Linked DNA regions of Homo sapiens: region 1 is linked to region 2. Evidence: read pairs that join two places in POLR2A ChIA-PET (ENCODE). Cell type or tissue: OCI-LY7. All regions are shown on one strand. Links, peaks and the distances in the headings refer to the core of each region. The heading gives the core; the rest is flanking DNA.

What was found. ChIA-PET counts read pairs that join two places held together with the same protein. Peaks named below come from ENCODE experiments on the same cell type or tissue, not always from the same donor. Only the 100,000 strongest peaks of a DNase experiment are listed, where the experiment ranks them.
Region 1: POLR2A ChIA-PET joins it to region 2 with 6 read pairs; 6 of 35 experiments call an interaction of 5 or more read pairs at or near these places.

What each region holds. Positions count from the first base shown.
Region 1 is chr22:40,621,934-40,627,315 of GRCh38, reverse strand. All of the region lies in intron 1 of MRTFA (myocardin related transcription factor A), which reads left to right. Among named protein-coding and RNA genes, the nearest start is that of MRTFA, 12 kb to the left of the region's middle. RefSeq lists a silencer at 5,197-5,382. In OCI-LY7, for the core only: no CTCF peak of the experiment used is centred there; no DNase peak of the experiment used is centred there.
Region 2 is chr22:40,383,648-40,389,027 of GRCh38, reverse strand. All of the region lies in intron 1 of SGSM3 (small G protein signaling modulator 3), which reads right to left. It also overlaps a transcript of ADSL not described here. Among named protein-coding and RNA genes, the nearest start is that of SGSM3, 16 kb to the right of the region's middle. In OCI-LY7, for the core only: CTCF peaks have their summits at 3,145 and 3,348; a DNase peak (open chromatin) is centred at 3,427; H3K4me3 peaks cover 1,494 bases; H3K27ac peaks cover 2,232 bases.

The DNA.
Region 1 (5,382 bases), core at 130-5,129, 240 kb before region 2:
ATGACAAGACCGTGTGTCTACAAGAAGTAAAAAAAGTAGCTCAGCATGGTGACATGCACTTGTAGTGCATGAGCCCGGGAGATCGAGGCTGCAGTGAGCTGTGTTTGTGCCACTGCACTCCAGCCTGGGCAACAGAGTGAGACTGTCTCAGAAACAAAAAAATTACCAAATAAAGGCATACTGTAATATCCACATTTTTAGAATTTTTTTTTTTGTCAGTGTTTCAGTATCTTTTAAATTGTAAATGGGGTAAGTGATCCAGGGTCTCTTGATTGTGGTTAATTTGTACATATTTTCTCTACCACAAAATTTACAGGAACTTGGAAAGTTGTCCTTTCCTAATATTTTAGAATGCACTGTGTTGAATTTTGGTGTTAGAGTGGTGTTATCATGGTTGAAACTTTGGCTTTAGTTAGTGTGTGTGTGTGTGTGTGTGTGTGTGTGTGTGTTTGAGACAGGGTCTCATTCTGATACACAGGCTGGATCGCAGTGGCACGATCGTAGCTCACTGTAACCTTGAACCCCTGGCCTCAAGCAGTTCTCCCGCCTTGAACTCTCAAAGTGTTGGGACTACAGGCATGAGCCACTATGCCTGGCCCTGGCTTTGTGTTTCGTATTTAGTTATATGATGGATATATTTAAAGTAGTCTTTTTGAGTTTGCCATATATATGTGTATATATTGTCTTTCCTTTAAAATGTAGAGCAAGAGAAATTTAGAAATTAAAAGTAAGGGTTGGCTGGGCGTGGTGGCTCACGCCTGTAATTCCAGTACTTTGGGAGGATTGCTTGAGCTTAGAGGTTCAAGACCAGCCTAGATAACATGGCAAAACCCCGTCTCTACAAAAAATACAAAAAATAACCGGGCGCGGCGCTGTGCACCGATAATCCCAGCTACTCTGGAAACTTGAGGCGTGGGAGAGAATTGCTTGAGCTTGGGAGGTGAAGGTTGCAGTGAGCTGTAGTTGCGCCACTGCACTCCAGCCTGGGTGACAGAGCCAGACCTCATCTCAAAAAAAACGAGTAAATCTTAGGACAGGCATGGTAGCCCATGCCTGTAATCCCAGCACTTTGGGAGGCCAAGGTGGGTGGATCACCTGAGGTCAGCAGTTCGAGACCAGTCTGCCAAGATGGCGAAACCCCATCTCTACTAAAAATACAAAAAAATCAGCCGGGTGTGGTGGTGGGGGTCTGTAATTCCAGCTACTTGGGAGGCTGAGGCAAGAGAATTGCTTGAACCGGGGAGGTGGAGGTTGCAGTGAGTTGAGATCATGCCACTGCACTCCACCCTGGGGGACAGAGTGAGACACTTTCAAAAAAAAAAGTAAGGGTTATTTTCTTTTTTGTCCATTGTTTATGTGATCATCTTTATGAGAAGAAATCACTTGAACTAAAGCTTCTATGCAAGAGCCTTTCACTCTTTAAATTTGCACTCCAGGTTCATGCTCTAAGGTTGTGGCATTGAAGGGAAAGAGGTTGTGGGTTTTTATTCTATTTTATTTACTTATTCTGTGTTATTTATTTATTTTCATTTATGAGACGGAGTCTTCTTGCTCTGTTGCCCAGGCTGGAGTGTAGTGGCACAATCTTGGCTCACTGCAATCTCTGCCTCCGGGGTTCAAGCGATTCTTGTGCCTCAGACTCCCAAGTAGCTGGGAATTACAAGCGCCTGCCACCATGCCCGACTAATTTTTGTGTTTTTAGTAGAGATAGGGTTTCACCATATTGGCCAGGCTGGTCTCAAACTCCTGACCTCAAGTGATCTGCCTGCCTCAGCCTCCCAAAGTTATGGATTACAGGCGTGAGCCACCCTGCCAGGCCTTATTTATTTATTTATTTATTTATTTATTTATTTATTTATTTATTTAGAGAGAGGGCCTTGCTATGTTGCCTGGGCTGGTTGTGAACTTCTGGCCTCAAGCAGTCTACCTGCCTTGGCTTCCCAAAGTGTTGGGATTACAGGTTTGAGCCAACACACCCCTCCTATTTTTATTTTTTTTTTAGGGACAGGTGTCTCACTCTGTTGCCTAGGCTGATCTTGATCTCCTGGGCTCAAGTGATCCTCCCATCTTGGCCTCTTAAAATGTTGGGATTACAGGCATGAGCCACTGAGCCTTTTATTCTATTTTATAGATTCATTGAACTATTTAACATTATCTTGTTGATACTTCCTTTCCGTTCAGATGTTTTTTTGGGGGGTTAGGAGTCCTGGAATGGGAACAGGGAACCAAGAACATAATGTATCATATGCTAGTCATTTGAGATAAATTTAAAGATTTCTTTTACCCAGTAGAAGTTCATAGGATGTTATGGTTCATTTGTGTGATATCTGTCATGAGTCTTTATATACCCTGAGTCAGTGGATTAATCATTTTCCTAGATCAGACACTCTGTAGCATGAATGACCCTTTTTAAAAAGTTAATGTTTTGACCTTTACCTGAAAGCTGATTCTTAAAGTGTATCTGGCAGGATCAATATATATGGAAACCAGGCATGACTTATACAATTTGGACAAGCTAATCATGACATTTTATTTTCAACATGTCTAATAGCCTGTTGGCTTCCCAAATAACGCTGAGTTAATTATAGTGTAACCTTTTATTCTATTTGGAGAGTGTCAAGGGATTTTTTGAATGCCTTCCAAAATTCACTTTCATGAGGTGAGCTTAGAAAGCTTAGAAAACGCTTTCTAGAGCAGGGATTCTCAAAACTTTACCTTCATGATCCACCCTGCCTCTTCTGGGTACTTATTTGGTTTCCCTACTGTTTAGAGATAGTAGTGATGGGGTTGAATGCACCTGTTTTTAATCCTGGCTCTATTGCTCACTAGCTCAGTGATCTTAGACAACAAGGGAATTAATCTTTTTTAATCTTTTTTTTTTTTTTTTTTTGAGTTGGAGTCTCGCTCTGTTGCCCAGGCTGGAGTGCAGTGGCGCGATCTCGGCTCCCTGCAACCTCTGCCTCCTGGGTTCAGGTGATTCTCCTGCCTCAGCCTCCTGAGAAGCCGGGATTACAGGCGTGCCCCACCATGCACGGCTAATTTTTAAAAATTTTTAGTAGAGACGGAGTTTCACTGTGTTGGCCAGGCTTATCTTGAATTCCTGACCTCAAGTAATCTACCCACCTCGGCCTCCCAAAGTGCTGGGATTACAGGTGTTAGCCACTGTGCCTGGACAATCTTTTTAAATTTTTAAATTGAAATAATTTTATTTTGACACAGGATCTTCCTCCATTTCTCAGGCTGGAGTTCAGTGGTTTGAACATGGCTCACTACAGCCTTTATGTCCTGGGCTCAGGTGATCTTCCTGCTTCAGCCTCCTGAGTAGCTGGTACCGGAGGCATGTGCCACCACACCTAGCTAATAATTTTAAGGTTTTTTGTAGAGATGGAGTCTCTTTGTGTTGCCCATTGTGGTTCAAGAGATCCTCTCGCCTCATCCTCTCAAAAGTGGTGGGATTACAGACGTGAACCACCATGCTTGGTGAATCTTTTTGAAGCTGTATGTACTTATAAGATAGTTGTGAGAGGTAAATTCAGTTACCTGAATGTAAAGCATTTAACCCAAAATAGGTATTTAATACATGTTAATTTTCATAGTACTCAAAAATTATCCTTTGTAGCACTAACCACAGTTACAATTAAATATGTAATTTTAAAATGTTTTTCTTATAAGCTTTGTGATGCCAGGGAGCATATCTGTCTTTTCTCTGCCCTATTCTCAGCATCCAGAATAGTGCCAGGCGTGAAGTATAGTAGATGCTCAATAAATATTTGTCAAATGAATGAACACCCCTTTCCTGATTCTGTCCTCCCTTGGCTTAAAGGACAGTATCGGGGTTGGGGGAGGGGGGAGGGATAGCATTGGGAGATATACCTAATGCTAGATGACGAGTTAGTGGGTGCAGTGCACCAGCATGGCACATGTATACATATGTAACTAACCTGCACAATGTGCACATGTACCCTAAAACTTAAGTATAATAATAATAAAAAAAAAAGACAGTATCCTGAACATTTTGGCCTGCTTTGAGAATCAATCACCGTGTTACATAACTTTGGTCTATTAAAGATTGGAGCTGGGTAAAGGGGAGGGCAATGAATAGAGGAATAACAATGAAAGAGAACAGAATGGTATTCAAAGTAAATTATAAGAACATAGTACTCTGGACTTTCTAACTCTCTCTAATCTGGTATCCAGTCCCCAATTCTACCAAAACAGTTTTCATTGTGATCACAGCTGGCTTACATGTTGCTGAACATGTTGAGTTTCCCTTAGTTTAGTAAAATGATAACTCTTCTAGTTACTCAGGAAAGAATCTTGGAGTCATCTTCTCTTTCTCACTTTATAGAATCCAGTTCATCAGCAAATACTGTTAGCTCTGTCTTCAAGATATATCCATAATCTGATCACTTCTTAATCATCTCCACCATAATCACCCTCTTCCAAGCCATCTCTATTAGTTTAGTTTCCTGTGACTGCTGTAAGAAATTACTACATACTTGGTGCCTTACAACAACAGATATTCATTCTCTTATAGTTCTGGAGGTCATACATTTGAATCAGTCTTACTGAGCCAAATTCAGGATGTCAGAAGGGCTGTATTCCTTCCAGAGGCTTTAGGGGAGAGTCTGGTCTTTACCTCTTCCACCTTCTGGTGGCTACTGGCTTTCCTTGGCTTGTGGCAGCGTCACTTCAATCTTCAAGGTCAGCATCTTTAAATCTCTCTGCACATCTCTTTCTCCTGCACTGTTTTTGTCATATCTCTGCCTCCCTCTTCTCTTGTAAGGACATATGATTGGACTTAGAGCCCACCTGGATAATTCTTTTTTTTTTTGAGATGGGAGTCTCGCTCTGTCACCCAGGCTGGAGTGTAGTGGCACCATCTCGGCTCACTGCAACCTCTGCCTCCCAGGTTTAAGTGATTCTCCTGCCTCAGCCTCCCGAGTAGCTGGGATTACAGGAGGCCACCATCATACCTGGCTAATTTTTATACTTTTTAGTAGAGGCGGGGTTTCACCATCTTGGCCGGGCTGGTCTTGAACTCCTGACCTCGTGATCTACCTGCCTCAGCCTCCCAAAGTGCTGGGATTACAGGCGTGAGCCACCGCGCCCGGCCCCAAAATTCTTAATTTAATCATGCCTGCAAAGACTCCTAGCCCTTTTTGCTGTAAAAGGTAACATTCACAGATTCCCGGTATTAGGCTATGGATATCTTTTGGGCCATTTTTCAGCCTATCATAGTCTCTTCTCTGCTCGTCTGTTCCACAGGCAAAATACACCCATCTCATTCCAACATCCCCAAAAGTCTCAACCCATTGCAACATCAACTCAAGCCCGAGATCTCTTCTGTCACCAACTCTGAAGTTTAAAGTCTCATTATCT
Region 2 (5,380 bases), core at 381-5,380:
CTAGCTCCAAGATGCATTTCTCTCTCAACCTCAGACCAGCACATCCAGCTGGTGGGCAGCTCCTCCATATTCTTCGAATTTGCCACGCTCCAAGTTAACTCATCACCTTTCCTCATGAACCTGGTCCTCCCCTTCAGTGGTCCCGTTGCCATTACGACCTACCTACCCACTCTCTCCAGGCAGGACTTGGGGATGATGTTTAATGGATTCTTCACCTTTCCATCTTCACCCCTCAACTATTCGGCCTTTCCTAAAGTTTTTGAAACCTCCCCTTTCTCTTACAACCTGTTGCTACTTTCTAGTTGAGGCTGCCGTCGCTTTTCACCATCATGATTATTATACATCTCTCAACTGGAATCTCTGCCTCCACTCTCGGCCCCTCCCTCCAACCACTCTCTACCCTGCAGCCACAGAAATTCTTTCAAAATACAACTGATCATTTCCCTCCCATCTTTAAAACCTTCCCTTTGCTTTAAAGTCCAAATTTGTTAACTTGATTTATAAGACCCTGCATGACCTAGCAGCCCCTGCTACTCCCTGCAGCCTCATCTCTGAACACCTGCCTCGCACTTGCCTCCAATGCACTTTATGCTTTGGCAACGTTATCTTGGAACCCACCTGTGTTCTCTCAGAATGCTGCTAAATACAGCAATTACTCAGCAATATGTAAAGACAGCCTTGAAACCTGGACCCTACCAAACTCCACGATGAAGGAGCTAGTGGCACAGAACTTCTAGAACTGACTCCCCCTCCGGTTACCCTAGTAATTTTTGTTGATCATTTATATCACCCTTTATGACAAGGACATCTGAGGTGAACATCCATAGTATCATACAAATTTCTCAGCTGCCTCCTCCAAAACTGGCATCAGCAGAAGAGCAAAGTAAGTCTAAGAATCACACTCTACCTTGAACTCCACTCCTGCTACAAGGTTTGCAGCTGGGTCTGCTTACCCTTCCCTGAGTCAATATTTTCTTTGTGACAGAGATAGAGTGTTCCTTTAGGCGAGACTGAGGTGTGACTGTGTAAGGGAGAACACAGACTGGAAACATATATCAGGGAAACAGGAACCTCACCCTAGAATTCAGCACACAAGGTATGCGTGTCCCCTTCCTGCACAGGAGTACCAGTTAAACTCAGCTGCCCTACGCGGACTTGCTCACACTCATAACTGTGCCAGGCTCCTCTAGTTCCTCATATCAAATAATCAATCATCCACAGTAATCTGGTTACTTACCTGAGTCCCTCCCTCGATCATTCCTCTAATATTTATGGCCTGGCAGTTTCCGGAAAGGATAAGGAAAGCAACTTCATGGACCTTCTGTCATTCCCACTACCAGGGGTGGGGGATAACCACCTCCCCCAGAAGTAGAAGTGAAATAAATACTAGTTAGCTAACTGCAACTCAGCTTTCAGGTAGCTCTGAAAAATAGCAGACAAGAGTTTTTGAGGAAAATAAAGCTCCTTAAGGGCTGACTGGCAAAGAAGGCCACTGAGACATTTATATTGAAAGTTTTATATTAACATAGGAGATTAGGGCACCTAAGAGGAGATCATAAATATAGTTTACACAGTTGCTATTTTTCATATAATTAAACTACACAGGTCAACAAACTATCTCATCTTTACATCATTTATTTGCCATTACCATCTATATAATTACCGGAAATGTTTCATTTGCAGATATGAACATACCTACATAACATTACCCTAAAGAATGGTAATTATACTACACTATATACAGTATTATAGAGTATATATGCTATTATACTCTGTGGCAGTGAGTAGACGGAGGTATCAGAAGGAAACCTATGAAAGAAGGAAAAATAATATGTGTTAAGCATTCATCACACTGCTAAGCACACTCACAGGCATTATCCCCATTTTACACCTCAGCAAAGGACTGACCCCTCAGCAGTCTCACTATACCATACTGACTAGCACAACTCTAGTTATCAACTTTGCAGACAGTTTCCAGAAAAGATCATGGAACTATCTGTGCATGTGCGGGAACAAAATATCTTGACTTGGGATGACATATCTAGTGGGAGCCAGCCAGATTTAAGACACAAAGCAACTAAAAAAAATTTTTTGTGTGTGAAAATTCAAAATTAAACAGATAAATTAGGAGAGAATTCTCATAAGAGCAAACCAACTTCTCTAACAGATCTGCACCTATATTTAGAGACCATTAACTTCTTTAGTACTGGGGTGCAGGGCAAAGGGACTCACACAAAGTCATGAATTATAGAGTTAGAAGGATCCTTTGGGTTCATCTCTCATACTTTTTGAAAAAAGAAACTAGGGGCCAGGCACACTGGCTCACATATGTAACCCGAACACTTTGGGAGATTGAGACAAGAGGACTGCTTGAGGCCAGGAGTTCAAGACCAGCCTGGGCAACATAGCGAGACCTGATCTCTAGTTGTCTTTTTATTAAAAAAAAAAAAAAAAAAAAAAAAAAAGTAAGAAAATTGGACTAGAGGTCAAAAGACTGATTTAAAGCAGCATAGCCAGACCAGAAGTCTCTGATTTCTACTACTTTAATCTGAAACTGAATCAAAAACTTGGAAACAGCTAGAGACAGGCCCATTGGATTACATTCAGATCAGCATCATTACCAACAGAAATCCCAGAAGATACGTCACGAGGTTGTCCTCTTACTGTTGTGAACCTTAGGGTTAAGCAGTCCATATCTTTATATTATTTCACACTTAATAATGCTGATTTCAACAATCAGGTCCATACACTTCACTCCCATGTTGTAAAAGTTAGACAACCATCTGAACTAACCATGAATTAATGACAACTTTTTGCCTCATCTAGCCCCATTTAAGTTCCTCTTGGCTGGGAGAGGTGGTGGCTCACATTTGTGATCCCAGCACTCTGGGAGGCCAAGGCAGATGGATTGCTTGAGTGCAGGAGTTCAAGACCAGCCTGGGCAACATGGCAAAACCCTGTCTCTACTAAAAATAGAAAAACAAAAAAAACAAAAAAAAAAACAAAAAATTAGCCGGGCATGGTGGCGTGCGCCTGTAGTCCCAGCTACCTGGGAAGTTGAGATAGGAGAATCGCCTGGGCCCGGGAGGTCGACGCTGCAGTGGGCTGAGGTTGCACCACTGCACTCCAGCCTGGGCAACCAGAGTGAGACCCGGTCTTCAAGAAAAAAAAAAGTTGTTCCTCTGCTCTTTCTGCTCATGTTCCTCCTGGACAAAGTTAGGGAACAAGCCACATGCTATTTATCTTCACGGTTGCTCAGCAACCTTCATTCATCTCTAGTTGACTTTTCATCATATTTCCTTCAGCGATACTTTCAAATCATTCTCATAATTCTTCTGAAACCCAACTACTCTCTGCTGCCACTCACCCCCAGCTGAGGGACTGTACTCCAGCTTTAACGAAGCTCAGCTTATTAGACTTAAGCTTCCTCAACTTCCTTATTCTCCGTGTCAAAACGGCTTTTCACCTGTTTGCTCTTTCTGCCCGCCCTCTCAGAAGAGAAAGTGGTTTTCTTCCTTCCTACGTTAAATTCTCCACCCACGAGAACCTTTCAACCCATTTCCTTTATACTCTTTTCCTTTGTGCATCTTCAGTCTTTTCTTCTCCAATGGCTTCGTGTCCACTGCAAATACTTAGATCTCCTGAACCCTGAATTAAACAAAACAAAACAAAGCAACTATCCCTGTACCCACTCAAGCTGTTACCTTTCTAGCTCTTATCCCTCTGCCTCACTGCCATACTTTTTAAAAGCGCCCATGCTTCATCAATCAACTCACTCCTTAAGCTTTTCACCCTAGCTTCTGTCACCACCTAAACTGGTTTCTAAGGTCTCCAGTGATTTCCTAGTCATTATTTGGAATCCAGTTCCTATGGCTTCATTTCCTGAAACTCCCTGAAGCATCAGACTCTGCTGACTTACTTTGGTTTCTTGAACTGTTCAATGACTCTGAGGGCACAGACCATATTGTTTTTTCTTCTCTATTTAACTGCTTCTTTACTGCCTCTTCTTTCTCCAGACCCCCAAAAAAGACATTCCCCACATCAGTCTTCTTTCTTTTAGTCCATTCCTAATGGATTCCAAATGGGGAGTCCATCCCTATTCTGAATGGGGATTTAGCTATTACTGTCATATAAATTACAAATCTCTATCTCTAGCCATGACAACATAGATTATTTCCAACTTATTGTTGGATAGCTTCATTTGACTATATACCACAACACATTAAAATATGTATTTCTTTTTTTTTGAGGTGGAGTCTTGCTCTGTCGCCCAGGCTGGAGTGCAATGGCGCTATCTCAGCTTACTGCAAACTCCGCCTCCCAGATCCATGCCCATTCTCCCGCCTTAGCCTCCTGAGTAGCTGGGACTACAGGCGCCCGCCACCATGCCCAGCTAATTTTTTGTATTTTTAGTAGAGACAGGGTTTCACCGTGTTAGCCAGGATGGTCTCGATCTCCTGACCTCGTGATCCGCCCACCTTGGCCTTCCAAAGTGCTGGGATTACAGGCGTGAGCCACCGCACCTGGCCAATATGTATTTCTTTTTAATTTTTTTTTAATTTTTGTTTATTTATTGGAGATGGGGGTCTCCCTATGTTATCCAGACTGGAATACAGCTGCACACCACTGTGCCTGGCTTAAAATCTGTGTTTCCTGAATAAATCTATTTTTATTCTATCTCAGATGATTCTTTTTAATATTCCTGTTTCTTCTCCCAAGACATTCAGATCCTAAGGTTTAGGGTAATTTTTGGCTCCTTTTTTTTTGTCGTTGTTGTTGTTGTTAGAGACAGGGTTTTGTTCTGTTGCCCAAATTGAGTGCAGTGGTGGGATCATGACTCACTGCAGCCTTGACTTCCCAGGCTCAAGCAATCATCTCTCCTCAGCCTCCTGAGTAGCTAGGACTACGGGCGCATGCCATCATGACTTGCTAATTTTTATTTTTAGAGACAAGGTCCTACTATCTTGCCCAGGAAGGTCTTGAACTCCTGCACTCAAGCAATCCTCCCACTTTGGCCTCCCAAAGTGTTAGGATTACAGGCATGAGCCATGATGCCTGGCCTTGGCTCCTGCTTTTACTCTCATATCAAATCAGTTGCAAGTCTACTGATTTTACCTCTAAAATACCTCTAGCATCTCCATCTCCATTTCCACTGCCTTAATCCAGACCCTCCCTGCCACTTTTCTGGGCCACTGTCAAAATCTCCTAAAGATTTCTGTGTCTCCAGATTATCATTCCGTTTATGTTAAACAAAGAGTAGGTTAATATCCCCTGAAGCACAGCTCTGATTCCATAGACCCCAATCTCTTTTTGAGTCAGCTCTTATTTTCCCTTCATGTACCCTAAGCTTTAGCCAACTGGGCCCCTCACTACTGTCTCA